2 separate regions of the Homo sapiens genome follow, and region 2 is linked to region 1. Evidence: read pairs that join two places in POLR2A ChIA-PET (ENCODE). Cell type or tissue: Panc1. All regions are shown on one strand. Each heading gives the region's core, and the rest is flanking DNA. Links, peaks and the distances in the headings are about the cores only. Region 1 has its middle 44 kb from the start of FTH1. Region 2 overlaps DAGLA (diacylglycerol lipase alpha).

Region 1 (15,068 bases), core at 6,127-8,626:
TGTGCCTGCCACCCTACCCAGCTAATTTTTTGTATTTTTAGTAGAGATGGGGTTTCACCATGTTGGCCAGGGTGGTCTCGAACTCCTGACCTCAGGTGATCCACCTGCCTCGGCCTCCCAAAGTGCTGGGATTACAGGCGCGAGCCACTGCGCCTCGCCTTCTTTTTTTTTTTTTTGGATGGAGTCTTGCTCTTGTCGCCCAGGCTGGAGTGCAGTGGAGCAATTTCGGCTCACTGCAACCTCCACCTTCCGGGTTCAAGCTATTCTCCTGCCTCAGCCTCCTGCGTAGCTGTGATTACAGGTGCCTGCCACCACGCCCAGCTAATTTTTGTATTTTTAGTAGAGACGGGGTTTCACCATGTTGGCCAGGCTGGTCTCGAACTCCTGACCTCAGGTGATCCACCCTCCTCAGCCTCCCAAAGTGCTGGGATTACAGGTGTGAGCCACCGTGACCTGCCAGGGTACAAATTTTCTTTTTTTTTTTTTTTTAGACGGAGTCTCGCTCTGTCGCCCAGGCTGGAGTGCAGTGGCACGATCTCGGCTCACTGCAACCTCTGCCCCTCCAGGTTTAAGCAATTCTCTGCCTCAGCCTCTGGAGTAGCTGGGATTACAGGCATGCGCCACCACGCCTGGATAATTTTTTTGTATTTTTAGTAGAGACGGGGTTTCACCATCTTGGCCAGGCTGGTCTTGAACTCCTGACCTCGTGATCCACCCGCCTTGGCCTCCCAAAGTGCTGGGATTACAGGCGTGTGCCACTGCGCCTGGCCATGGATACATATTTTCTAACTCATTCTCCTGGTTTCAGCGTTTTGTGTTTTTGGGTGTTAGGCTTGCTAGAATTGTAACCTTTGCCTTCCTGGAACAGAAAGCTCCAACTTTGTGTGTAATTTTACTGAAGTGGACCCACTCCTCAGAAAACAAAAAGAGAAAAACCCCAGGGGAATTAGGATACACACATATTGCAAAAGCCTCTGTGGTCAAGTGTGCGGGATTTCCAGAGGAAATGAAAGTCAGGACCAGCAAGAATATCAGACCAGCTGGCCAGAGCCCACCTCCATGGCTAGTCTTGCCCTGCAGCCAAGAACAAGCTTACTTCCTCTGAGTCAGCTCATAAGCCCTCCTTGGACCACAACCCTGGGCTGCATGTCAGTGCCACTGCCATGGTGGGTCCCCTGAGAGTCTAGGAGGCCTTAGAAAGATTCCGAGGCCTGGCCATGCATGGATTTTGCTCTTAAAAAATGTCTCTCAGCTGGGCGCAGTGGCTCACACCTGTAATCCCAGCACTTTGGGAGGCCAAGGCAGGCAGATCACAAGGCCAGGAGATCGAGACCAGCCTGGCGAACGTGGTGAAACCCTATCTCTACTAAAAATACAAAAATTAGCTGGGCATGGTGGTAGCATGTGCCTGTAGTCCCAGCCACTCGGGAGGTTGAGGCAGGAGAATCGCTTGAACCTGGGAAGCGGAGGTTACAGTGAGCCGAGATCGTGCCACTGCACTCCAGCCTGGCAACAGAGCGAGACTCCGTCTCAAAACAAACAAACAAAAAAATGTCTCTCTCCTCTCTTTCAAATGAGCAGCTGCCCGAGAACCCACAGGAATGGATGGAAGGATAGAAAAAGGCAGAAAAGACACCCGCGGGACACTTTGGAAGCCAGTGCCATCTCTCTGTTCTCTAACAGTGCTAAGAAAGGATGGGCCTGTGGGTAATCATTCTGATCAAAAGCCAAGGCAGCAGCTGGACTGTGCCTCCAAACTGTTCTGGAGGAAGAAAATATGCAAAGAAAGATGTTATTCAGGGCTGCAAGCAGCCTCCCTCTTCTGCTCAATCTCCCTCTTTCTCTCTGAAATTCTTCCCACCCACGGGTGCCAGCTTTTTCTGTCCCATGATGTCGGGGGTTGGGACGGGGGATGGGAGAACTGACTGCCTGACTCCACCTGACCAGCTGCCTGCAATCTGTAGGTCGTGGAGTATAGGAGATCCAGACTGTTCCCCAGACACCAACTGCCAGCCTTTAAGTGTCCTCCATTTGCTACCACCCAGGGGACCAAGGGTTTTTCTCTCCCACAAACCATATAATTGGACTCACAGCCTTTTTCTTTTAGGAGAGCTTACTGAGGGGTTGATAGGAAGGGCACTGACAAGATGGGGGGCTACCAGCTTCCCCAGGGGAAGTGACTCCTAGGCCAAGACTTTACAGCGTGAATTTGTGTTTCTCTGACTTGGACAGTTGGTTAAGATTAAAAAGGAGAAGCCATTTTTCAGCGTGTGGATGGCCACCTCCCCAGAAGAGTTTCTCTTCTGGGAATAAAATAGGAACCAAGGGGCTTGATGCAGTGGCTCACGCCTGTAATCCCAGCACTTTGGGAGGCTGAGGCAGGTGGATCACCTGAGGTCAGGAGTTCAAGGCAAGCCTGGCCAATATGGTGAAACCCCGTCTCTACTAAAAATACAAAAAATTGGCCGGGCACAGTGGCTCACGCCTGTAATGCCAGCCCTTCGGAAGGCCGAGGCGGGTGGTTCACGAGGTCAGGAGATCGAGACCATCCTGGCTAACATGGTGAAGCCCCGTCTCTATTAAAAACACAAAAAATTAGCTGGGCATGGTGGTGGGCGCCTATAGTCCCAGTTACTTGGGAGGCTGAGGCAGAGGAATGGTGTGAACCCGGGAGGCGGAGCTTGCAGTGAGCAGAGATCTCACCACTGCACTCCAACCTGGGCAACAAAGCAAGACTGGGTCTCAAAAAAAAAAAAAATTAGGCGGCTGTGATGGCACGCACCCATAGTCCCAGCTACTTGGGAGGCTGAGGCAGGAGAACTGCTTGAACCCGGGAGATGGAGGTTGCAGTGAGTCGAGATCGTGCCACTGCTCTCCAGCCTGGGCGACGAGCGAGACTTCGTCTCCAAAGAAAAAGGAACCAAGGTCATACCAATGTTCAAAGTTCAGATAAGGCTGAATGTGGTGCTTATGCCTATACTCCCAGCTGCTTGGGAGGCTGAGGTAAAGGGATCGCTTGATCCCGGGAGACTGAGTCTACAGTGAGCTGCAATCATGCCACTGCCCTCCAGCTTGGGCAACAGAATGAGACCCAGTCTCAAAAAAAAAAAAAATTTAGATAAGATATTTTGACTGAAAATCTATCATGAACCCCAAATATTCTGCCCAGGCCAATGTAGTCCAGGGAGAAGAGTGTTTTGCTTTATTAAATTTGTTTCTCTAAAGAGTTGGACCTGTGTTCATTTGCCTCTTTCTCCAATGCCTTAGAAATTAATGGTGTAGATCAATGAGGTACAACTTAGAGTCTAGAAATAAACCTATACACGTAAGGTCAATTAACTTTCAAAAAGGGTGCCACAGGCCAGGCACGGTGACTCACGCCTGTCATCCCAGCACTTTGGGAGACTGAGAAGGGTGGATCACCTGAGATCAGGAGTTTGAGACCAGCCTGGCCAACATGGTGAAAGCCCATCTCTACTAAAAATACAAAAATTATTCGGTGTGGTGGCAGGTGCCTGTAATTCCAGCTACTTGGGAGGCTGAGCAGGAGAATCATTTGAACCCGAGAGGTGGAGTCTGCAGTGAGCCGAGAATGCGCCACTGCACCCCAGCCTGGGTGACAGAGCGAGATTTCATCTAAAAAAAAAAAAAAAGTTGGAGGGGCCACAGTCATTCAATAAATGGAGCTGGAACAGGCTGGAACAACTGGATATCCATGTTCAAAAGAAAGAAGTTGGACCCTTACCTCATACTATGTACAAAATTTACTCAAAATGGATCAAATATCTAAATGTAAGAGCTAAAAACTACCAAACTCATAGAAGAAAACATAGGGCTAAGTCTTCATGACCTTGGATTTGGCTATGGATTCTTAGATATGACACCAAAAGCACAAGCAAGTAACAAAAGAAAAAGTGGACTTCATTGGTATCTAAAACTTTTGTGCATCAAAGACCACTATCATGAAAGTGAAGCAATAACCCAAAAATGGGAAAAATATTTGCAAGTCATATATCTGATAAGAGTCTAGGATCCAGAATACGTAAAGAACTGTTAGAACTCAACAATTCAAAAAACAAACAAACAAATGAGCAAAGGACTTGATTGTACATTTCTCCGCAAAAGATCTGCAAATGGTCAATAAACATGGTCCTCAACATCATCAGTCATTAGGGAAATGCAAATAAAAATCACAATGAGGGCTGGATGTGGCGGCTCATGCCTGTAATCCCAGCACATTGGGAGGCTGAGGTGGGCAGGTCACAAGGTCAAAAGATCCAGACCATTCTGGCCAACATGGTGAAACCCCGTCTCTACTAAAAATACAAAAATTAGCTGGGCGTTGTGGCACGCACCTGTAGTCTCAGCTACTCGGGAGGCTGAGGCAGGAGAATCACTTGAATCCAGGAGGCAGAGGTTGCAGTGAGCCGAGATCGTGCCACTCCAGACTGACAACAGAGCAAGACCCCGTCTTGAAAAAAAAAAAAAAAAACCACAATGAGATACCACTCCCTACCCACTAGGATGGCTATAACTAAAAACACTGAAAATAACAAGTGTTGGTGAGGATGTGGAGAAATTGGAAACTTCATACATTGCTGGTAAAATGGTACAGCTATTGTAGAAAACTTTTTGGCAGTCTTCGAACACTTAACTGTGGAATTACCATATGACCCAGCAATTTCACTCTTAGGTATATACCCAAAAGAAGTGAAAACAGAAACTGGTACTTGAATGTTCATAGTAGCATTATGTGTAATACCCAAAGGTTTGAAGCAACCCAAATGCCCATCAACTGGTGATTGGGTAAACAAAATATGCTATATTTATTCATTTCATGGAGTTTTCTTCAACCATAAAATAATGAAGTATTGATAGATGCTACCACATGGATGAATCTTGGAAACTATGCAAGATGCCAGACACAACAGCCCACATATCATATGATTCCATTTATATGAAATGTCCAGGCTGGGCGCAGTGGCTCACACCTGTAATCCGAGTGCTTTGGGAGGCCGAAGCGGGTGGATCAGGAGGTCAGAAGATCGAGACCATCCTGGCTAACACGGTGAAACCCCGTCTCTACTAAAAATACAAAAAATTAGCTGGGTGTGGTGGTGGGCACCTGTAGTCCCAGCTACTTGGGAGGCTGAGGCAGGAGAATGGCGTGAACCCGGGAGGCAGAGCTTGCGGTGAGCCGAGATCACACCACTGCACTCCAGCTGGGGTGACAGTGCGAGACTCTGTCTCAAAAAAAAAAGAAAAAAAAAAAAGAAATGTCCAGAATAGGCAAATCCATAGAGACAGCAGAGTAGTGGTTGCTGGGGAACTGGAGAGAAGGGACAATGGCAGTCACTGCTTAATGGGTATGGAGTTTCCTTTTGGGGAGATAAAAATGTTCTGGAATGAGATGGTGGTGATGGTTGCACAACATTTTGAATGTATAAATTTTACACTTTAAAATGAATTCTACACTTTGGTTAAAATGGTAAAAAAATTTTTTTTTTTTTTTTGAGTCGGAGTCTCGCTCTGTCACCCAGGCTGGAGTGCAGTGGTGTGATCTCGGCTCACTGCAAGCTCCACCCCCCAGGTTCACACCATTCTCCTGCCTCAGCCTCCCGAGTAGCTGGGACCACAGGCGCCCACCACCACGCCTGGCTAATGTTTTTGTATTTTTACTAGAGACGGGGTTTCACCATGTTAGCCAGGATGGTCTTGATCTCCTGACCTCGTGATCTGCCCGCCTCGGCCTCCCAAAGTGCTGGGATTACAGGCGTGAACCACTGCGCCCGGCCAAAATGGTAAATTTTATGGGATGTGAATTTTGCCTCAATATAAAAGAAAAAGTTGGTTGGCTGTGGTGGCTCACACTTGTAATCTCAGCACTTTGGGAGGCCAAGGCAAGAGGATTGTGTGAGTCCAGGAATTTGAGACCAGCCTGGGCAACACAGCTAGACATCGTCTCTATAAATAATAAAACATTAGCCGGGCGCGGTGGCTCACGCCTGTAATCCCAGCACTTTGGGGAGGCTGAAGTGGGTGGATCACCTGAGGCCAGGAGTTCAAGACCAGCCTGGCCAACATAGCAAAACCCCATTTCTACTAAAAATACAAAAATTAGCCAGGCATGGTGGCAGGTGCCTGTCATCCCAGCTACTTGGGAGGCTGAGGCAGGAGAATCACTTGAACTCAGGAGTCAGAGGTTGCAGTGAGCCGAGATCATGCCACTGCACTCCAGCCTGGGCAACACAGCAAGACTCCATCTCAAAAAAAAAAAAAAAACGTTTTGGGCCGGGTGCGGTGGCTCATGCCTGTAATCCCAGCACTTTGGGAGGCCTAGGCAGGTGGATCACTAGGTCAGGAGATCAAGACCATCCTGGCTAACATGGTGAAACCCCGTCTCTACTAAATGTACAAAAAATTAGCCGGGCATGATGGCAGGTGCCTGTAGTCTCAGCTACTTGGGAGGCTGAGGCAGGAGAATGGTGTGAACCCGGGAGACGGAGCTTGCAGTGAGCAGAGATCGCGCCACTGCACTCCAGCCTGGGCAACAGAACGAGACTCTGTCTCAAAAAAAAAAAAAAAAAAAAAAATTAGCTGGGTGTGGTGGTGCATGCCTGAAGTCCCAGCTACTCAGGAATCTGAGGTGGGAGGATTGCTTGAGCCCAGGAGGTTGAGACTGCAGTGAGCTATACTGGTGCCACTGCCCTCCAGCCTGGGCAACAGAGTGAGACCCCATCTCTAAAAAAATTAAAAACATGGCCGGGCAAGGTGGCTCACGCCTACCAGCACTTTGGGAGGCTGAAGCAGGCGGATCCCTTGAGGTCAGGAGTTCCAGACCAGCCTGGCCAACATGGCGAAACCCCGTCTCTACTAAAAATACAAAAATTAGCCAGGCGTGGTGGCAGGCACCTGTAATCCCAGCTACTTGGGAGGCTGAGGCAGGAGAATCGCTTGAACCCGGGAGGCAGAGGTTGCAGTGAGCCGAGATCACACCATTGCACTCCAGCCTGGGTGGCAAGAACAAGACTCTGTCTCAAAAAATAAAAATAATAATAATAATCATAATAATAATTAATTTTAAAAAGTAAAAAACAAACAAAACAAACAAAAGACAGAAAAAAAAAAAGAGCCTCAGATCTAACCCCTGCGCTCGTGGCTTATTTGTGGAACAGTAGTGGAATGGATTCTCACAGTGGTTAGGACTCTAGCTTGGAGAGAACACCAGTGAGGATCTACTTGTCTTCTGTTAGAGAGAAACTGTCAGGAAGCTAGGGAGGATTAGCCTTGTGTTACATTTGTTCCCAAGTCTAGTTGCTCAAAACCAGGATTCCTAGAGCTGGTCAGTTGTGGCAAGTACTTTTGTTTGGTTAAACCCAAATCAGTCCCAAAACCTTTCTTCCTGTCCTCCACTCACTGTAAAGGATGGGATGGCCGGATATGTCCTGGCTTTGTCTTTGTCAGGGAGGACTTTAGACTTTATAGCCCCTGTTTGGCCAGTGCTGTGAGGAGAGGTCAGGAGACCTCTTGAGACCTTCTTGAAAACAGTCTTTCTTTGCTGATAAGATCAAAGCTGGGAGGTGAAAATTCTTTGCCTGGTATCACTCCCTGCTTCCTGCATCTGAACATGTTGTGAGGATGTGGTGTATGGGGCTGCTGCAGCCATCATGAAACCATGAGGGGAAACCTAAAAGAACCAGAATGACCATAGCCCAGAGCCCTGTCTTTTCTTCTCCTTTTTTTTTTGAGATGGAGTTTCACTGTGTCACCCAGGCTGCAGTGCAGTAGTACCATCTCAGCTCACCGCAACCTCCACCTCCCGGGTTCAGGCAATTCTCCCGCCTCAGCCTCCCAAGTAGCTGGGATTACAGGCACCTGCCATCAGACCCAGCTAATTTTTGTATTTTTAGTGGAGACAGGGTTTCACCATGTTGGCTAGGCTGGACTTGAACTCCTGACTTCAAGTGATCCACCCACCTCAGCCTCCCAAAGTGCTGGGTTTATAGGCGTGAGCCACCATGCCCGGTCTTTTTTTTGTTTTGTTTTTTTCAAAGGCTTAATTAACTTTTTCTTGTATAAAAACACTATGTTGTAGCCACAGCTGGAGCCTGGGTCCTCTGCACAGAGACTCTGGTCTGGGTCTTGACAAGATGGTGAGTGAATTCCTGGTAAAGAGACTTGGTGAATACAGTATTCTTCTAGAGGTCGGGTCAGGTAGCTGTAGGTCTTGGAGATGACATCAAAGCTGGCCTTGGCAAAGTTGCCCAGGGTGGCAGTGCAGCCCCTGGCCAAGGTGTAGCAGTCATCGATACCAGCTATCATCAGCACCTTCCTGGGCACCGGGCATCACGGGGGAGACGATGCCAGCGCCCTTGGGCACAGGGTTAAGGTGCACTAGCACAGAGCCATGGTGGCCTGTCACCTTGCAAGGGACACTGTGGGGCTTGCCGATATTGTTCCCCCAGTAGCCTCTGTGCCCAGGGACCGTGGAGAGTTGATGGCCCCTTGGATGGCAGTGGCCACCTCTTGAAGTACTTAACACCCAGAATGAGGTGGCCATTGTAGTCGAGTGGCAACAAATGACTTGAACCTGGTGTACTGGCCAGCGCAGGTCGGCTTCTGCACTGGCATGATCTTCAAAACCTCATCCTTGAGAGAAGACCCCAGGGAAAAAGTAAATGATATCAGACTCCTTGAGGGGCAGGGAGAAGAGATAGACCTCCTCCAGGGACTTGATCTTCATGTCCTTGACCAGACGGCCCAGCTTGGTGACGGGCATCCACTCCTTATCCTCAGCCTTGCCTCTGAGAGCTCCATAGCCTTGGAGCTCTCATGCCCCTGGCTCCAACCCTGGCCGTGACCTCAGCCCCAGATGCCAGTGCCGAAGCCTCTGCAGAAGCTGCCACTGTTCCTCATCCCAGGGCCTCTGGGCCTCCCACTGCACTGTGTCATCTGCCATTTGGTGTTTTCTTGGAGAAGAAGCTCTGTCATCTTCTTACATGAGCAAAGTAAACATCTATGTCTCTCCCACATTGTTGGTCATGTTTTCTGTTACTTGCAGCTGAATGCATTCCTGTGCCATCAATCATGTCCACTTTAGAGATAAACAGGGCATCGAAAAAGGGGAGGTCTTCCTTTGGAGCCAGCTTCTTGTTTCTTGGAACTGGAGATTCAGGTGGAGGAGGAGAAAAGTCCCTCTGCCTGGGGGTTGAGCTGGGGATGAGGAGTGGAGTTTCCGGCAGAGAAGTCTTGGGGTAAGGCCAATACTCGCTCTTCCATGACAGAGCCTGAGGATCTTCCCTGGCCCCAGGTCCCAGGCCTTGGCTGCATGAGGAGTCACAAGATGCCTCTCCTGAACCAGGGAGTTCTCCCTAACACTGATGGGCACTGGTGGGCAGGGAAGAAGACAGCAGTAGCCATGGGTGGTGACTCAGATCACAGACCTGGCTCCAGTCCCTGCTCTGCCACGAACTGCCTGTGTGTCCCAGTGCCCCAACCAACTCCCTTAGGGCAAGGACTCTGAGCCCTCATCCGTGAATAGGACTCTCTGTGTTCACAGGGAGCCTCCTGCCCCAGGTCCCCTGGCCTCTGAGCTTCTTCTCAGAAACGTGAGTAAATCCTGGCAGGTGAGGGACCCAGGGGGAGCAATAGAGGGCTTTGTGTCACAGCCAGGAGTCAGCAAGTGCCCAGTCTGCAAGCATCCAATCTAACAGGAGAGTCCTCCAGGCATGTGGCTTCCTGAGGGCTAGGTCCAGTGGGGGTGGGGATGGGGGGGGTAGTAAGATTCTGCTGTGAGCAATGCAGAGTAAGGAAAGGATCCAAGTTCCAAGGACCGTGGCTTTGCTGCCAGCTGACCCCTTCCTCCCCACCTGCCAAATACTCCCCCAAGTCCCCCATCACCCCATTGCTTCCTGCTTTCCGCTGATGGGGCAGTCAGCATGGAGGCCAGGCTTGGCACCGCAGGAGGGATTCCGGAGCGCTGGTAGTCCTGCACGCTGGAAAGGCTTTTCTCAGGAGTCTTCCCTGGCTCCCTGGGAGGCTGAGCTGCAGGGAAATGCCCAGTGTGCACCCCGCCCGCCAGCTTTCCTGGAACCTTCTGTAGAGTGAGCCAAGAAAGAATCTGCCCACAGGGCCCTGGGGCTATAAATTCTCTCTTTTCCCTGCTCCTGGAGATGAACCAGGAAGAAAGCTCATGCCTCTTCCCTGGGTGGATGCTCTCAATAACAATAACAAGGCCCAGTGTGGTGGCCCATGGCTGTAATCCCATCACTTTGGGAGGCTGAGGCAAGCGGATGGCTTGAGCACAGGAGTTTGAGACTAGTCTGGCTCTACAAGAAATACAAAGAAAATTAGCCAGGCGTGGTGGCATGCGCTTGTGGTCCCAGCTACTCAGGAGGCTGAGGAGTTCGAACCAGAGCAACTCCATCTTGAATAGGGGCTGGGTAAAATAAGGCTGAGACCTACTGGGCTGCATTCCCAGGAAGTTAGCCATTCTAAGTCACAGGATGAGATAGGACGTCAGCACAAGATACAGGTCACACAGACCTTGCTGATAAAATGGGTTGTAGTAAAGAAGCCAGCCAAATCCCAACATAACCAAGATGGCAACAAAGTGACCTCTGGTCATCCTCGCAGCTCATTATACGCTAATTATAATCATTAGCAGGCTAAAAGACATCCCACCAACGCCATGACAGTTTACAAATGCCATGGCAATATCAGGAAGTTATACTATACCTACACTGTCTTAAAGTATACCCTATACTGTCTTAAAAGGGGAAGAACCCTCAGTGCTGGAAATTGTCCACCTCTTTCCCGGAAAACTCCCGGAAAAGAAGTAATAGGCCGGGTGTGGTGGCTCAGGCCCGTAATCCCAGCACTTTGGGAGGCCGAGGCAAGCAGATCACGAGGTCAGGAGATCGATACCATCCTGGCTAACACGGTAAAACCCCATCTCTACTAAAAATACAAAAATGAGCCGGGCGTGGTGGCACACGTCTGTAGTCCCAGCTACTCGGGAGGCTGAGGCAGGAGAATCGCTTGAACCCGGGAAGCGGAGGTTACAGTGAGCTGAGATCAAGCCATTGCACTCCAGCCTGGGTGACAGAGTAAAAATAATTAACTATAAGTATTATCAGTCGAGCAGCCCAAGCTGCTTCTCTGTCTATAGAGTAGCCATTCTTTAATCCTTTACTTTCTTAATAAACTTGTTTTCAATATACTCTATGGACTGGCACGGTCCAAGAACCCTTTCTAGGGGTCTGGATTGGGACCCCTTTCCAGTAACACAAACATGTTTTTTCCACTGTACAGCATTTAAAACCAAAGATATTGCTTCCAATAGATACTCTCACAATCCATTTTAGTGAAGGTTCCTCAGGGAGCTGATGACACAAATCTACAGAGTGCGGGTTTGTAGATTTGATGATCTACATAATGGAACAGTGCTTCACACTGTGCTCTCTGGTGTTAGTAGTTAGTTGGTTTTGCCTTCCCTGACATTGGCTACCTTCTTGGTAACCACAGGTCTCAGAGATATATCTGTTGCCCTGGCATAATTTTTCACTGAACTCCACAGGGAGAGGGTCTATGAGGCATGTCTGGCCTTCCTTCCTGTCCTGGTCAGGAATTCAGGTTTTCAGGTTTTTCTGGGGTCACCTTGGCCAAGAGGGTCTATTCAGTTGGTTGGGGGCTTAAGATTTTATTTTTGGTTTATAAATCTAACAAGCACGGCTGGGCGTGGTGGCTCACACCTATAATCCCAGCACTTTGGGAGGCTGAGGAGGGTGGATCACCTGAGGTCGGGAGTTGAAAACCAGTCTGACCAACATGGAGAAACCCCGTCTCTACTAAAAATACAAAATTAGCCAGGCGTGGTGGCGTGTGCCTGTAATGCCAGCTACTGGGGTGGCTGAGGCAGGAGAATCGCTTGAACCCAGGAGGCGGAAGTTGCAGTGAGCCGAGATGGCGCCATTGCACTCCAGCCTGGGCTACAAGAGTGAAACTCCATCTGGAAACAAACAAACAAAAACCCTAATAACCACAATAAACATATAATCCCTTGGTTGTTGCCATCTGTGATAGTTAAAACGAAAGTGAAAGGAAGTGCTGGACCCTGAGGCTGGACCATGCTCAGATGTGGGTCTGCCTGAACTCAGGTCACTAGTCTCAAAATGACTGCTGGCTGCCCTTTCTTATCACTGTGCAATGGACGGCTCTCAGTTAACAATGACTCTAAGCCACTGGCATTTTCAGGGCATCTCCGTAGTCACATGGTGGTCTACAAGCATATAAAAGGTGAACCACACCACTCCACATAAAAGCAACGGACCAGCCGGGCACAGTGGCTCATGTCTGAAATTCCAGCACGTTGAGAGGCCAAGGTGGGATGATCCCTTGAGCCTGGGAGCTCAAGACCAGCCTGGGGAACATAGTGAGATTCCCGTCTCTACAAAAAATTAAAAAAATTAGCACCTGTGGTACAAGTGGTGGATCAGTTGAGCCCAGGAGAGCAAGGCTGCAGTGAGCTATGATGGCGCCATTGCATTCCAGTCCGGGCAACAGAGTGAAACCCTGTCTTAAAAAAAAAAAGAAAAAGAAAGAAAGTGATTGACCACCCTGAGATTTCCTGTGGGTGGCAAGCCACCCAGGCGCTGAGGCAAGAGACCGAGGACACGAGCTGTTCCAGTATAATAAAATATAAAACAAGAATAGTTATACCAGATATAGATCTTAGATATGATTATATATGATTATCATTAATCATTAATTTGTAGCAATTACTCTTTATTCCAATATTATAATAATCCTCGCTCTATAATCATAACCTAGGAAAAACCAGGCCATACAGAGATAGGAGCTGAGGGGACATAGTGAGGTGTGAACAGAAGACAAGAGTGTGAGCCTTCTGTTATGTCCAGACAGGGCCACCAGAAGGGCTCCTTGGTCTAGCGGTGATGCCAGCGTCTGGGAAGACACCCGTTGCCAGGCGGACCGTGGTCTAGCGGTAGCGAAAAGTGTCAAGGAACAACACCCGCTACTTAGCAGACTGGGAAAGGGAGTCTCCTTTTCCCTGGGGGAGTTTAGAGAAGACTCTGCTCCTCCACCTCTTGTGGAGGGCCTGACATCAGTCAGGACTGCCTGCAGTTATCTGGAGGCCTAACCGTCTCCCTGTGATGCTGTGCTTCAGTGGTCACGCTCCTAGTCTGCCTTCATGTTCCATCCTGTACACCTGGCTCTGCCTTCTAGATAACAGTAGAAAATTAGTGAAAGTACTAAAAGTCTCTAATATGCAGAAATAATGGCATAAGCTGTCTTTCTCTTTGTCTCCTCTCTCTCTCTCTGCCTCAGCTGCCAGGCAGGGAAGGGCCCCCTGTCCAGTGGACACGTGACCCACGTGACCTTACCTATCATTGGAGATGACTCACACTCTTTACCCTGCCCCTTTTGCTTTGTATCCAATAAATAACAGCACAGCCAGACATTCAGGGCTACTACCGGTCTCCGTGAATTGGTGGTAGTGGTCCCCGGGGCCCAGCTGTCTTTTCTTTTATCTTTTTGTCTTGTGTCTTTATTTCTATACTCTCTCGTCGCCACACACAGGGAGAAGCCCACCGACCCTGTGGGGCTGGACCCTACAATTTCCCAGACGGATGATTCATTCCCTTCACCCATTTCTTGATCTCTCAGCTCCTGGCCCAGCTGGCTTGCCACATGCTCTGTGGGGGGCAGGCCTTTGCAAACCTATCCCCAGAGTCTAAGGAAGCTGAAAGGCCAAAGAAAGAGGCTGACCAATCTAGTTTCTTAGAAAGAAACGTTTAATAGGAACTTAGAAGCCATGTCTGAGTCTCGGACAGCAGCAAGACAAGATGGTGGACTGCCGCCATTATTCCTTTGCTTTTTTTTCTTTTTTTGAGACAGGCTCTCACTCTGTCACCCAGGCTGGAATGCAGTGGTGCCATCATTGTTGTTCACTGCAGCCTCAATCTCCTGGGCTCAAGTGATCCTCCCACCTCAGCCTCCTAAGCGGTTGGGACTACAGGCATGCATTATGACACTCAGCTAATTATTTTATTTTTTGAAGAAATGGGGTCTCACTTTGTTGCAGTGCCTGGTCTCGAATTCCCGGGCTCAAGTGATCCTCCCACCTCGGCCTCCCAAAGTGCTGGGATTATAGCTGGGATTATAGGCGTGAGCCATATCATGACTGGCTGATATGATTTCTTAAAGCGGGAGCCAGACGTCCAGGGAGGACATCTCTTTGACCCAGGATGGCAGAGCTGGCCTTCCTGAGTCCTGGATCCCCACTCCTATGCTTGTACTAAGTCCAGTCAGCTCTCTCTAACTTCAGCAGGAAGTAAAGATGCAAAAGCCTCGAGGCACCAAGAGCCCTGCCCTGCATGGTATCAGCACCCTATCACCGTGGCCTGGGGTCTAACTGCCTAGGCTTCCTCTTCTGGGACTTGCCAATTAAAAGGCTGATTTTCCAGAAGGTTGACACCCGAGGTTTTTTTTGTTTTTTTGTTTTTTTTTGAGACGGAGTTTCGCTCTTGTTGCTCTTGTTGCCCAGGCTGGAGTGCAATGGCGATCTCGGCTCAGTGCGATCTCGGCTCAGTGCGATCTCGGCTAACCACAACCTCCACCTCCCAGGTTCAAGCAATTCTCCTGCCTTAGCCTCCCAAGTAGCTAGGATTACATGCATGAGCCACCACGCCCGGCTAGACACCCAAGGGTTCTAATCCCTCACCCTATCCCCTCAAGTTCCTTGTTCTGCTGCCTAGAGGTCACAGTGGCTTCTGACCTCCAAGCCAATTCAGCAGCTGTTGGCTGGGCACTTGCTCTGCAATAGTGCTGGGTTCTGGAGGGGACAGACTATGTCCTTTTGGCAATGCCATGCCCTACTCTTCTTAGAAGCTTACAGTTTATTAGGAGAAACTACAGCATGCACCCAGCCAGCCACAGGACAGGCAGCAAGTGATTGTAGCAGGAGGAATCTGAGAAGGCATGTCTAACTGATTCATTCACTTACAGCCCCAAACTTATTTCCCATCTGCCCACGTCGATTCTAA
Region 2 (13,986 bases), core at 5,281-7,780, 270 kb before region 1:
CTTGCATTTGCTCACATAAAAAGTTAGAACAGAATCAGGACAGGAACCGAGAGGCTCCCATCACACAGAGCTGGGAGCTGCCCACAGTCAGGAGAAAGCGATCTGGAGGCTTTGAGCGGTGAGGAAAGGCCTCTGCCGAAGCCTCTGAGATTCCCTAGGCTCAGGGAGGGCTGGGAATGACCTGTGGAGAGGATTTGGGTACAGTTTGTTCTGATTTTCTGCTGTGACCAAGAGGAGAGGGTCAGCCCTTCCTAATCCGCATCAGGTCTCTGGAGGACACTGGCAGACGGGGTGGCCAGGTGGGGGTGGGGACATGGTGGCCAGGCACACTGAGGCAGGCCAGCGCAGGAGGAGAGGGTCCTCTGTGTGGTCACCCCTCCTCACCCCCTGCCCCCCGCCCCCTGCCCCGGGCGAGCCCTCAGCCCATTCACCATCTCAGCCCCGTCTGGACCGTTCCCAGCTTTGGTGCCCTAGACCCTGTGGCAGGCAGGGCCCTGGGCCAGGTACCAGGTGCCAGGCAGTGAGCAGGGCAGCAAAGCTTTGTGGGACTTTGCCTGCCTGGAGGAGCCTGGTTCTGGGGAGGTGGAACTGCTCCCACCAGATTAGTCCTGGGCTTTTGTCAGGCCAGGCCTGGCAGGTCCAGCTGGACTCAACTCCAGGGTGTGTTTGGCCTCGGACTTGTGGAGTGATCCAGAATAAGTCCCTTCCCCTCACTAGGCCTGTCTCCCCATCTACTAGATGAGGGGTTGGCTGGGCTTCCAGCCCCTTGCCAGCCCTGAAATTCAACAATTCCATGTCATCTGTCCTTGGCACCTTATTGGCCGTCTGGCCACCGTGCACCTCAGCCACTGCCTCTTCAGGTGGGCACCGACCTTTAATGCTCTGGCCACTGCCCTTCCCCTGCCCCTTTGCCATCTTACTGCCCACCTCTCACCTGCTGAGCCCCCCTTCTCGGTCCCCCTGCCCCTGCCCCCCAGCCAGTGCTACTTAGCTCTGTCCCCATCTCTCCCACTCCACCCCGCGCAGTGGCGGATCATCGTGGGGGCCACCAAATGCATCCCCAAGTCGGAGCTGCCTGAGGAGGTAGAGGTGACCACCCTGGCCAGCACGCGGCTCTGGACCCACCCCAGCGACCTAACTATAGCCCTCTCAGCCAGCACTCCACTCTACCCGCCCGGCCGCATCATCCACGTGGTCCACAACCACCCTGCAGAGCAGTGCTGGTAGGTTCTGCCAGGGTCTGCTGCTGCAGGGGGTAGTGGCCAGGGCAGGGGCAGTGGAGAGCAGGGCCGGCCTTGGCTCAATCACCGCTCGGGGCTGGGGGTGGAGGCTGGGAGAAGATGGCCCAGGGCCTCCATGGAGGGGTTTCCCCAGCATCGGGCTCTGGAAATGGAACAAAAGGCCAGCCCTGAGCAGGACTCCAGGCGTCTCTCTCCATAGTCTGGCTTTGCCTCCAGTGTCAGCCCTTCCCTGGTGTGCCCCAGGGCAGCTCTCCCCACTGGTGGTCCATTTAAAAGTAGGTGCCCTGGAGGGCTCACCCCTCAGGCCCTGGCCAGCTCACACCTCAGTTGTCACTTGGTTTCACCAAGGGAATTCCTCGAAGACAGCTGTGAGCAAGGTGGGGGCTGCGCCAGGAGAGAGAATAGGAGCAGGCAAGTGGGTAGACCTTTCCCACTGTGCTCCTTCAGACGGCTGGGCCCTGGCTCCTCCCTCCAGGGTCGGCTTCCTCCCCTGACACAGCTGGTGAGCTGGGCCGTGCAGCAGGTGGAGCAGGTGTGGCCCAGGCCAAAAGCAGGTCGAAGGCTGTGGAGGGACCATGGCTGAGGCTCGAGGTCAGCCTTTCCCAGGCTGAGGGCAGGGCAGGAGCCAGGCCAGGGAACAGAGCCCTGCTGCCAGGCAGGCCAGGGGCCTCCAAACCATGCCAGCTCTGCTGAGCAGGGCAGAGAACAGAGCCAGGAGGCCCTGGCACCGAGGGCCAGGCCACCACCCCACCCTTAACTCCCCTCTGTCCATGTCCCTCTCAGCTGCTGTGAGCAGGAGGAGCCCACATACTTTGCCATCTGGGGCGACAACAAGGCCTTCAATGAGGTGATCATCTCGCCAGCCATGCTGCATGAGCACCTGCCCTATGTGGTCATGGAGGGGCTCAACAAGGTGAGGCAGCTCCCGGCAGGGTACCACCAGGGAATAAGGCACTGTCACCCCATCAGAACCCCGTAAGCACCATCAGATCACTGCCCGATTTTACAGACAAGGGTGCTGGGGCTCAGAGAAGTAGGTAGCTGGGCCAGAAAGCCCCACTCAAATACTTCAACCTCACACCCCTGGCTCTGTCCACATCACCACGTTGCCCCATGGTGGGGAGGAGATAAGGAGACTCCCAGGGGCCTGTCCCTGAGGCAGGCTCAGCTCAGAGGCCCGGAAGGCCACCTGGCCCTTAACAGATGAATGGGCAAGCAGCGACAGCCACAGCCATCCCCTGGCTGCGGAAAGGCTGAAGGCAGGTAGGGCAGGAGCACTCGCCGGGCTGTGGGGCGAGTCGTGACCAGATGGGCAAGTCTCAGGCCTTGGGGAGTGGTGACCTCAGGAGGAGGAGAGTGGGACCCAAGTGACTCCATGAGGCTTTGCTTGGCCTGAGAGGCCTGGGCCCTGGCTCCACATCGGCCCCACGATGGGGCCTGATGTCCCTCCACCACCCCCAGCCTCCTCTGTCCTGTCCTCAGGTGCTGGAGAACTACAACAAGGGGAAGACCGCTCTGCTCTCTGCAGCCAAGGTCATGGTGAGCCCTACCGAGGTGGACCTGACTCCTGAGCTCATCTTCCAGCAGCAGCCACTCCCCACGGGGCCGCCCATGCCCACTGGCCTTGCCCTGGAGCTGCCGACTGCAGACCACCGCAACAGCAGCGTCAGGTGAGCCTTGGCCACTCCCAGCCCCACCCCAGGGTGAGTGTGGTTCAGAGCACATAGACTTGTGTGCACATGCATTTTGTGCATGCACTGGGCTCAGCTCTGCACACGTGCACAGGAGGGGTCAAACTCACCCTCTGTGCTCTAGGGCTCTCTTGCTGTGCTCCAGCTGTCCCACAGCCTGCTGTCCCTGAATCCTACATGAGCCAGGGGAGGCACACAGACCCACAAACCCTGGGCCACAAAAGCACAGATTCACTCTTTTTTTTTTTTTTTTTTTTTGAGACGAAGTCTCGCTCTTTTCCCCCAGGCCGGAGTGCAATGGCGCGACCTTGGCTCACTGCAACCTCCACCTCCCAGGTTCAAGCGATTATCCTGCCTCAGCCTCCCAAGTAGCTGGGATTACAGGCGCCTGCCACCGTGCCCAGCTAATTTTTGTATTTTTAGTAGAGATGGGATTTCACCATGTTGGCCAGGCTGGTCTTGAACTCCTGACCTCAGGTGATCTGCCCGCCTCAGCCTCCCAAAGTGCTGGGATTATAGGGGTGAACCACCATGGCCGGCCTGCACAGATTCACTCTTACACACTTAGACGCAAACAGATGGACACCCATTTACTTACATATTTGTATTGAAGCTTACACACATACATGTGCACACAATTATTAGTTATAAGTACACAGGTCACCCCCTACAGACATGCACATGTACAAGACACACACCAAGACAAAGGTGGAGACACATATACAAGGACACATGTGGACAGGCAGGTGCTCATGGAAATGCATGAATACACCTGTGCACAGACCCAGACACACAAGCCAGCTGACATACACAGACGTCTGGTCTACACACTCATACACATGAACAGAGGCGTGCACACATGCTCACAGGGGCACGCACATGGGGGCCACAGCGCCCTTGCTATTCACACACTCTTTGAGGGGTGCGAGGCTCTTAAGTGGTAGTCCTTCCAGGGGAGGATTGTCCTGCCTTTCTAGGACCTTCCCACACAGGCCCTGTGTGCTTGGTCACAGATCTGGTCAAGAGGCTGCTTCCTGGCCCTTGGTAGGGACAACTGGACGTCTCTCCCTGCCATTTGTGCATTTCCTGTGGCAGCTGCACAACCCGATGAAGAAGCCAGTGTCCATTTCCGGCTGCGGTGACTGCTGCAAGCCACCCACTCCCTGCCCTGTCACTCATTCCCTGCAGGCTGGTCTGCGGAGCCAGGGGCACTAGGCTCCCCACCCAGCAGAGGGCTGCGGCCCATGGGAGACAGGAGGAGACCCGGATGAGGAAGGAAGTGATGAGATCCCTGGGAGTGGCACCCAGGGTTGCTGGCTCTGAGATTGGGGTGGAACCAGTTGGGCAGCTATGTGCAGGGCTCTCTCCCTTCCCTGTCTCCCTGCTGCCCTCTGTCCCTCCCTCCCTCCCTCCCTTCCTCCTTCCCTCCCTCCCTCCTTCCCTCCCTCTGTCTCTCTCATTCCACTGTGGCCTCATGAGTGACCTGGGGCAGGCTCATGAGTGATCTGGGGCAGCCAGTCTATCAGAGCCTCATTCTCACATTGGTACAATGACAGGGGTTCTGGTGCAGAGAACCCCAGCAGCACTCCTGAAGTCCTAGTGCTGCCAGCAGGGCCTTAGCCCCTCAGGGACCCCGCGGCTCAACCCAGCATCAACTCTTTTGTCTTCTATCTTGGGTTCTTGTGAGTTGTTTTTAAAAAATAATCATTCCTGGCTGGGCGCGGTGGCTCACGCCTGTAATCTCAGCACTTTGGGAGGCCGAGGCAGGCGGATCACCAGGTCAGCAGATTGAGACCATCCTGGCTAACATGGTGAAACCCCATCTCTACTAAAAAATACAAAAAATTAGCCAGGCATGGTGGCGGGCACCTGTAGTCCCAGCTACTCGGGAGGCTGAGGCAGGAGAATGGCGTGAACCCAGGGCGGAGCTTGCAGTGAGCCAAGATCGTGCCACTGCACTCCAGCCTGGGCGACAGAGCGAGACTCTGTCTCAAAAAAAAAAAAAAAAAAAGAAAATAAGCATTCCCTGCTGCACATCATCAACAACTGCTAAATGAACTGTACCCTTTATTCCCTGCAAGTTCCTTTTAGCCAGGGAGCTGGGGTTCAGTCCCCTCTCCCTTCTGAGTCTTATACCCCCTGCTCTCCTCTCCCTCTGCAGGAGCAAGTCCCAGTCTGAGATGAGCCTGGAGGGCTTCTCGGAGGGGCGGCTGCTGTCGCCAGTGGTTGCGGCGGCGGCCCGCCAGGACCCGGTGGAGCTGCTGCTGCTGTCTACCCAGGAGCGGCTGGCGGCGGAGCTGCAGGCCCGGCGGGCACCACTGGCCACCATGGAGAGCCTCTCGGACACTGAGTCCCTGTACAGCTTCGACTCGCGCCGCTCCTCAGGCTTCCGCAGCATCCGGGGCTCCCCCAGCCTCCACGCTGTGCTGGAGCGTGATGAAGGCCACCTCTTCTACATTGACCCTGCCATCCCCGAGGAAAACCCATCCCTGAGCTCGCGCACTGAGCTGCTGGCGGCCGACAGCCTGTCCAAGCACTCACAGGACACGCAGCCCCTGGAGGCGGCCCTGGGCAGTGGCGGCGTCACTCCTGAGCGGCCCCCCAGTGCTGCGGCCAATGACGAGGAGGAAGAGGTTGGCGGTGGGGGTGGCGGGCCGGCCTCCCGCGGGGAGCTGGCGCTGCACAATGGGCGCCTGGGGGACTCGCCCAGTCCTCAGGTGCTGGAATTCGCCGAGTTCATCGACAGCCTCTTCAACCTGGACAGCAAGAGCAGCTCCTTCCAAGACCTCTACTGCATGGTGGTGCCCGAGAGCCCCACCAGTGACTACGCTGAGGGCCCCAAGTCCCCCAGCCAGCAAGAGATCCTGCTCCGTGCCCAGTTCGAGCCCAACCTGGTGCCCAAGCCCCCACGGCTCTTTGCCGGCTCAGCCGACCCCTCCTCGGGCATCTCACTCTCGCCCTCCTTCCCGCTCAGCTCCTCGGGTGAGCTCATGGACCTGACGCCCACGGGCCTCAGTAGCCAGGAATGCCTGGCGGCTGACAAGATCCGGACTTCTACCCCCACTGGCCACGGAGCCAGCCCCGCCAAGCAAGATGAGCTGGTCATCTCAGCACGCTAGCACCCCAGTTGCGTGGCCAGCCGGGCCCAGGCAGGAGCAGGTGGCCCTGTGGGCACCTGGTGCCTGCCCCCTGCCGGGCAGCTTTAAGGACAGACCCCCAGGGGCAGTTTAGCCTCAGGCACAGGCATCGCTGCTGAGCTGGGGGTCCGCATCCCTACCTCAGCTTAGGACCCCCAGAGCCAAGGTGGCTGGGATCTGGCCCCACAGATGGGGAAAGATGGGGAAGGGTGTGGAGTGGGGAGGAGCCTGGGCAGCCTGCTGGGTGGGCCACACTCAGCCTGACTGCCCTCCATGGGGGCATTCTGGCACCCCCTGCTCCAGGACAGGCCATGGGCAAGCTGCCTCCCATCACTGCCTGCTGGCTGCTCTCCCAGGGGCCAGGTGGAGAGCAGTGCCCCCCGACACATGTATTCTCATCTGTGGTCCAGGCCGGCATCGTCCTGGCCACCCCCCAGATCTGGTGCCTGCTGGCCGGCCCCCTGGGGTGCCCCTGCCGAGGTGGCCTGCAGTGCTGTACATGTTTACAGAAGCTGCTGGGCTTGGCTCAGGATGTGTTCTGGGCTTGCAAGCCCCCCGCCCAATCATGTGTTCAGTAGCCGTCCTCTGAGCAGGGCCCAAGGCAGCCAGGGGCCTGGAGGGGCCAGAGGAGGGTGGGGTCAGGGCCGCCCCTTCTCTGCCTTGTGCCTCTCATGCTGCCTCCTCTGCCCATGGGTCCTGGGCACCCAGGCCTGCCCTGCCTGCTGGCTACTTCCTGGCTTACCTTCTACCCCCAAGGATCCTCACCACCCAAAGGGTGGTGGGCACTGCTGTGACCACCCCAGCTGCAGAGTCAGTGCCCTGGGTGGAAGGAAGGCACTGAGAGCCCCCTTCCTCTGAGGGCCCCACCTCACCCCTTGGTGTCACCCCCACCACGCCTAGGCAGCTCTGGGCCCTGGGATCTGGAACCAACACACCCCTGTTCCCCTCAGCTTTCCCTCCTCGCTGGCCTGGGCACCCTCCTGGGAGCAGGCCTTCCTCCCTCCCACCCCCAATGTCCTGTTGGTAGGAGGTGGGGCCAAGAGTGGGGTATGGTGGGCCTTGGCTGGAGACCTCTGTCCACTGCCCAGGGAGGGGCCTGGGGCTGGGAGCAGTCCCGGTTTAGCCTGAGGTCCCCATAGGGCTTCCTCCCCTGCTGGGTTTGGGAAGCAGTTAGGGAGATAGCGACCCGGAGTTTCCCCAGAAGCGGGGTGGGAGGGTGTGCATGCTAGTGTTGGCGCGTATGCATGTGCATGAGTGTGCACCGTTCCTAAGGAAGGGGCCTCTGGGGCTGCCCACCCTACCTGCCCTGCCTGCCTGCTGCCCCTCCCAGCCTGCCAAGAAAACGGTAGGGGAGCATGATGGGGCCTTTGAGGCAGGGTCGCAGGGACAAGCTCAGCTTTAGGCACCATCTGTTCCCATCGCGCCTGCTGCTGTGACCCGTTTTGGAAAACTGGTGTGTACCGAGGCGCTGACTGCACGGCTGACCGCCTGCTCGTGCCTTCATTCTGCAGCGGCATGGTCCCTCCCATTCTGGCTCCACCTGCAGCCTCCCTGGGTGGCCTAGGCTCCCCCGACCAAGAGACCTCCCTCTCATGATCACTGGTACCTGGGGGCCTGAATTCTGGCCCCCGGCTCCCCACACAGCTGGGACTGGCCTGGATGGCTGTCCTGGGAGCCCCTGCCCACCCTGACAGAGGGAGCTGGGCCTCCCCTCATCCTCTGTAACTCCCGCCTTCACCAGACTCAAGGACACCCTGGCCCTGCTGAGGCATACAGAGCTTCAGCCCAGCACAGAAGCAAGACAAAATCAGTGGCTCTTAGAGTTTAGAAAACAAGACAGACTCTCAGATGAAAGATCTGACAAGCACCGTGGCCAGTCACAGGGAGAGACTTGATGTCTGGCCTTTTAATTCCTCCTCTGCCAGGGTGGGTCCTGGGACCTCTAATGTGGGCATGTCGTCCACCCCAGGACGAGCCATCAGGGACAGACCCCCCACCCCCAAGGCTGCAGCCACACCATGTTTCAGGCTTGGGGCTGGGGCAGGCTTGGGCTCAATCCTGGGCACCCAGGGGCAGCCCACCCCTAACCTGGCTCCTACCCACCTCGCCCTTGAAGGATGGGCCTGCTGCACGTCTCCCTCCTCCACCCCATACCACACTGGGGGGTCTGAGCCACCCCCCTCAGCCCCGTTCGGCTCAGACCGACCCCCACTCCATCCCCAGACCTGCAGCACAAGTGCGCGGGCCTGTCCTCCCAGGGGCCTGGGCGACTCCATATGCAATCAGTAGCGAGCAGCCGGGCCCCACAGACCCTCATGCACTCTCTTACGTGCCATTCTCCCCAGACTTTTTTTGTACTTAATGTATGAAAGATCCAAACTAATATTGCTGTAAAAAGGAGAGACAAATTAATATAGCTTATTCTATAAATATATCTGTATATAAAGGTTTCTGTATATTGTATAGAGCTGTGTATAAACTGGATGTAGAAGCACGCTGGCTGCCTCGAATGTCTTTGCATCAGGTGGGGACTGGGTAGAAATTTGATGTCGAGGTTGCAGCAGAGCAGGGGGTTGGCATGGGGCCGGGGGCCGGGGGGGCCTCTGCCACTGTTCCCTGGATGGAACAGAAAGCCTAAGGGGGAAACAGATTCCTTGGGACCAGAGCCCGTTTCACCCACAAGACGCAGGGTGTGTTTGGGTGGTTCAGGTCCAGCCCTTTGTCTGTATTGGGTTAGAACTTCGTTTCTCAAAGTTCACGGTGCTCATGACTCACTGGGGCGCTTGCTAAATGCAGGTGCGGGTTTAGTGGTCCGGGGTGGGGCCCAGGTATAGATTTCTTACCTGCTCCTGCTCGGCTAGTGCCCTGGCCCGGGGCCACACTTTGAGTTGCAGGGAGGGAGTAGAAGACCCTTGAAGCCCCCTGTGAATGAGGGCAGCCACTTGCGGAGTCCTGCCTGTGTGAGAGATGTACCAGCGGGTGCACGTTCATACTACAGCCTGGAAAGATACAGCTTGCTGGCCTCCCCTTCCTCCCTGAGGGGTCTGAGAGGATTAGCTGCCCAAGACTGCCAAGCTGGCGACTGGGGGACCAGGCTAGTCTGACCATGCCCACCTCCCTCCCCAACAATGCAGACAGCTAGGGCAGGCAGGGGTGGAAGATCCCAGTGGGACAGCACTGAAATGCAGGGGCCACTAGAAGTCTTTGCTGAGGGCTTTCCTGAGAGGGCGCAAAATACCTGGCCAGACCCAGTGCAGCCCAGGAACCCCAGGCCAGCATAGCTTCCGGGCAGTGAGGCCTAGGGAGTGGCTGGAAGGCCCAGGTGGTGGGGCCTGCCCCCTCTACACAGCAGGTGGCGCTGTTCAGCCAGTCAGTCCCGCCTTGGCCGCAGAGTCTGGCCTCGGCACTGACCCAGCCAAGCTGACCGGACCTTTCCCTTCCCCTGACCCTGCCCCCATCTCGGCCCCCAGTGTCCAGTGGCTCTATTTGGTGAGGGGCTGGGGAGAGTGATAGAAGAATGCCCCCAGCCTTAGAGCCTGTCTTCACCCACAGCCACTGAACAGAAGCAGAAACGGGCCAAACAAGGGTGAAGACCTGCCCAAGGTCGCATGGGAGGTGGGGACAGACTGGGGACCAGAATCAGGGCCTCTCAGCCTAGGACTCTGGCCTCCACCACACCTGATGGCTTTCAGAGGTTCTTTGCCCTCAGTGGTCTCAATGGTCTGCAAATTATCCTGTCCAGTGAGCACAGCACAGGCAGAAGAAACTGAAGGCCAGGGAGGCTCTGTGGCTTGCCCGGGGCTGCAGCCAGGGTGTGGCATTGGGGAGGGTCTTGAGAGGGCAGTGCTGGGAAGGGCTAGAGAGGCACTCTGCCTCACGCTCCACTCAATACCTGCAGCAGCCCCCTCCTGTCCCGGTGCCCCTGCAGTCAGGAAGGGGTCTACCCTGCAGGACCCCACACTCAGGTGTGCCCTTGGGCCCTAGTCCGGGGAAGCTGGACCACCAGCCTCACTGGCTTGCTGGATTGACACTCACCCCACTTTGAGCCCTCCTCTTCCTCTGCGAAATGGCCTGATGCCAGTGCTGTGTGGGTCCACAGGAGGCCAGGAGAGTCCCACGGTGGGGAGGACAGGGCTGTACCTTCTCCTGGGCTGGCCTCTACGCCCATTACCCATTAACCCTCAGGTGCCAGCATCCCTCTCCCCAGTGCTGCCTTCGGTCTACCACCTCCTCCTGGCCCTGCTCCCACTCAAGGGACAGTGATGGGTGCTGAGAGCTGATTGGAACTGGAGAGGGCACCATTTACTGATCACTGACCTGGCACTTTACCTCCACTGTAAGGCAGGGATACTGAGTGTGCTTTATAGATGAGGCCTCTGAGGACAGAGGGCAGGCCTTGGGGACTAGGTGGAGCTGGCTACAGGGGACAGCCATGTCTGCTGGGCTAGGGCTGAAATCTCAGCCCCTCACTCACTGTGGCTCGGTAGAGAAGCCAGGGGCACAGATGAGGACTCATCTCCATTGATGGGCCCCCCTAGGTCCTTGTATGCAAGTCCCCTGGGCTACTTTCACCGGCCCAGCCACCTTCCTGCCCCAGCCTCTGCCCCAGCGCTGCTTGGGACCCAACTTCATTATGGAGTTGGCAGATGGCAGCCTCAACTCTTGGCTGAGCCCTTGAGTCTGGGACATTTCAGCCACCTCTTTCCTCCAGTCCAGAGATGAAAATCCCTGGGGACAGTTGCTCCTTTGCTCAGTGACCTAGTGTAACAGGGGAGATGGCAGGGCCTGAGCTCCCTTAGCCAGGTCAGCTGCTACAGGGTTAACAGGAGGCTCCATTCCACCCCTTCCAACTTCAAGGCTACCCTAGAGATTGAATAATCTATACTCTTAATTGATTATAATGCAATGGAGTTGGGGCGTTAGGGACAAAGTACGAGTCTTCCCTTCTACCTCCAGCCCTTGCTGACCAGGACAGGGACAATGTGTAGCTCAACGGATGGTGGTGAGAACTTAGATGATGGTCAGTTATGCAGTATGTGGGATACGGAGGAAAGATCCGTGGGTATGTGGAGGCTTGTAGAGAAGCTGGTTCTGTGGCTGGTCCCAGGCGACTCGTAATGTAAATCCGTTTCTCAGAATCGCGTGGTGTAGGCGGGTGTCTACTTTGTCCGCAGGCAGGCCTGACCCCGGGTGGAGGAGGGGCAGGGTGGAGAATAACAATTGTCTTAAGGGAGTCTGCGGAGGGAGAAAAACCTCTGGGGTGTATCAGCTGGAAAAGAATAGGAGTCTCAGTGTGGCCCCTCTCCCCCCTCTCAGCCCAGCCCCTGCGGGGGCGGTGAGGGAGCTGCGGTCAGCACACACAGCTGGGGCCTCCAGCAAAATCCCATTCTATATATCTAAGAGCAACAGCTCTGAGAGCGGCCCCCAGAGGGACAAAACCTCATTGTGAGGCACCCGCCGGCCTCAGCACCCCCTCCCCCAACCCCAGAACTGTCGTGGCATTGACCCTTTTCGGCGGGCCACCATGGGCCTGCTGACTGGGCCACATCTGGGGCTCAGGCATTGGCTGCCCCTCCCCCACGGCTGGCCACTGAGAACTGACAGGGAGGCTGGGGTGGGAGCGGCTTCCAGGCCTCTCACCCCATCCCCACGGGGTGGCCTGGCTTGTGCCCCACCCTCCCTGGGGATGCTGCAAGGCAGAGGTGAGAGTCCGAAGCTGGCTACGTTGGCATCTTGATCTGCCAGCAGTCCCCCACACCTCTGGCCTCTGTTTAGTGGCTTGTCAAACAGTGGTTGGGTGGGGTAGGTTTTTCCAGCTTTTACGTGCTGCCTTGAAGGGTCCCGAGAGGCTTCAAGTTGAGCCACTCTGAAGCGGGATGATTCTCTAGGTCTGGGATTCCAGAATTATCCGCTCCCAAGGTTTCAGAGGTCCAGGATTCTGTAGATTTTTGTTTGTTTGTTTGTTTGTGTTTGGAGACAGGGTTTTGCTCTGTCGCCCAGGCTGGAGTGCAGTGGTGCAAACATGGCTCACTGCAGCCTCACTGCAGCCTCAACCTCCTGGGCTCAAGCGATTCTCCTTCCTCAGCCTCCCCAGTAGCTGGGATCACAGGCATGTGCCACCGTGCCTAGTTAATTTTTTAATTTTTTGTAGAGACAGGGTCTTGCCATGTTGCCCAGGCTGGTCTCGAACTCCTGGCCTCAAGCAATCCTCCTGCCTCAACCTCCCAAAGTGCTGGGATTACAGGTGTGAGCCACTGGAGCCTGACTGGATTCGGTAGTTTGAAGATGCCACCATACATTCATTCAACACATTTATTGAGCACCTACTGTGTGCCAGGTCATGTTCTTGGTGTTGAAGCTATAGCAGTGACCGATACAGAAAAATATCTTGCCCTCGTAGGGCTTCCATTCTAGAGCAAGAAGGATAATAACAGAAACTAAATAGGAATCTTTTACATGGTGAGCAAGAAAGGCCTAGGTAGGGAGAACTGCTTTAGGTAGGCTGGTTGGGGACATGACATTTGAGCTGAGACCAACTGCTACAAAGAAGTAGCCATGTGGAGACAAGCATTGTAAACAGATGGAATAGCATGTGCCAAGGCCCTGTGGCAGGTGTAGGCCTTGCATGTTTGAGCAATGGCAAGGAGGTCTTGGTGGCTGTTATTCAGTGAGCAATGGAGAGAGGGGAAGAGCTGAGGCCAGTGGTAGAGGCGGGGCCTGAGAAACCAGAGCAAGACATTCAGATATTGTTTTGAGTGCAAAGGGAAACTTAGTTTTGCAAAGGAATGACATGATCGGATGTATGTTTCAGAAAGGGTGATTTGGGAGAACTGAAGGGGATATCAGTGAGACGAGAGGCTGTGCAAGTTGGGCAGGACAGAGATGTGGAGGCAGTCAGTCATAAGGGTGAAGGCAGGGGCACAAGGACAACCGCTTTATCCTGGACTTATATCGAGTTAGAACCTCCAGGTTTCATTATACCAGACAGGGCCACGGCAAAGGAGAGTTCGGATTCCCGGGGCAGCCAGGATTTGGCTCTGAACTTTAATGACCTTGAAACTCTTAGGCAGGGCGGGGAGCGGTGGCTCATGCCTGTAATCCCAGCAGTTTGGGAGGCCAACGTGGGCTGATCACCTAAGGTCAGGAGTTCGAGACCAGCCTGGCCAACATGAGGAAACCCCGTCTCTACTAAAAATACAAGTTAGCCCAGCGTGGTGGCGCCTGTAATCCCAGTTACTGGGGAGGCTGAGGCAGGAGAATCGCTTGAACCGAGGAGGCAGATGTTGCAGTGAGCTGAGATCGCGCCATTGCACTCCAGCCTGGGCGACAGAGCCGAACTCCATCTCAAAAAAAAAAGGAGCTTTTAGACCTGCATTGTCCAATACCACAGCCACACGTAACTGTTTAATTACAATTAAACAAAATGAAAAAATCAGTTCCTCAGTCTCAATAGGCACATTTCCAGTGCTCACTTGTGGCCAGTGACTACCATACTGAACAACACAGGGAACATTTCCATCATCACAGCCACAGGACAGGGCTTCCTGGCAGTCCTTAATGCATTGAGCCTCAGTTTCCCCATCTGTAAAATGCAGGTAACAACAGCATCTCCTTGATAAGGTGCCTGTGAGGAGTACATGAGATAATGCCTGTGTGGCCTGGCACATAACACACGTTCCCTAAATGCAGGTTGTTATTGTTGCTGAGCGGGGTGTGTGGGTGGCTAACGAGAGGGATGGGGGCTGTCTCTGAGGTTTGGATTCGGAATCGTGACATCTTGTCCCGTGCAAGACGAAGGCGAGGACGGCGAGGGCACACCCTTCCAGTCCCGACCCCACAGAGGCCAAGCGGCCCTTCGCCCCCACCCCGACCCGGGAAGGCCCCGCGCCCCTCAAGCCTGGGACGGTCTCGCGTCCC

The links. ChIA-PET counts read pairs that join two places held together with the same protein. Peaks named below come from ENCODE experiments on the same cell type or tissue, not always from the same donor. Only the 100,000 strongest peaks of a DNase experiment are listed, where the experiment ranks them.
Region 2: POLR2A ChIA-PET joins it to region 1 with 5 read pairs; 2 of 35 experiments call an interaction of 5 or more read pairs at or near these places.

The regions. Positions count from the first base shown.
Region 1 is chr11:62,003,667-62,018,734 of GRCh38, forward strand. It overlaps the pseudogene RPS2P37. Among named protein-coding and RNA genes, the nearest start is that of FTH1, 44 kb to the left of the region's middle. RefSeq lists an enhancer at 9,755-10,255. In Panc1, for the core only: no CTCF peak of the experiment used is centred there; no DNase peak of the experiment used is centred there; H3K27ac peaks cover 871 bases.
Region 2 is chr11:61,738,439-61,752,424 of GRCh38, forward strand. It overlaps DAGLA (diacylglycerol lipase alpha), which reads left to right. Exons shown (of 20, transcript NM_006133.3): 17 at 1,027-1,223; 18 at 2,025-2,154; 19 at 2,724-2,911; 20 at 5,094-8,563. The coding sequence ends at 6,051. Among named protein-coding and RNA genes, the nearest start is that of MYRF, 7.2 kb to the right of the region's middle. RefSeq lists enhancers at 1,997-2,570, 8,727-9,588, 10,449-11,310. In Panc1, for the core only: no CTCF peak of the experiment used is centred there; no DNase peak of the experiment used is centred there.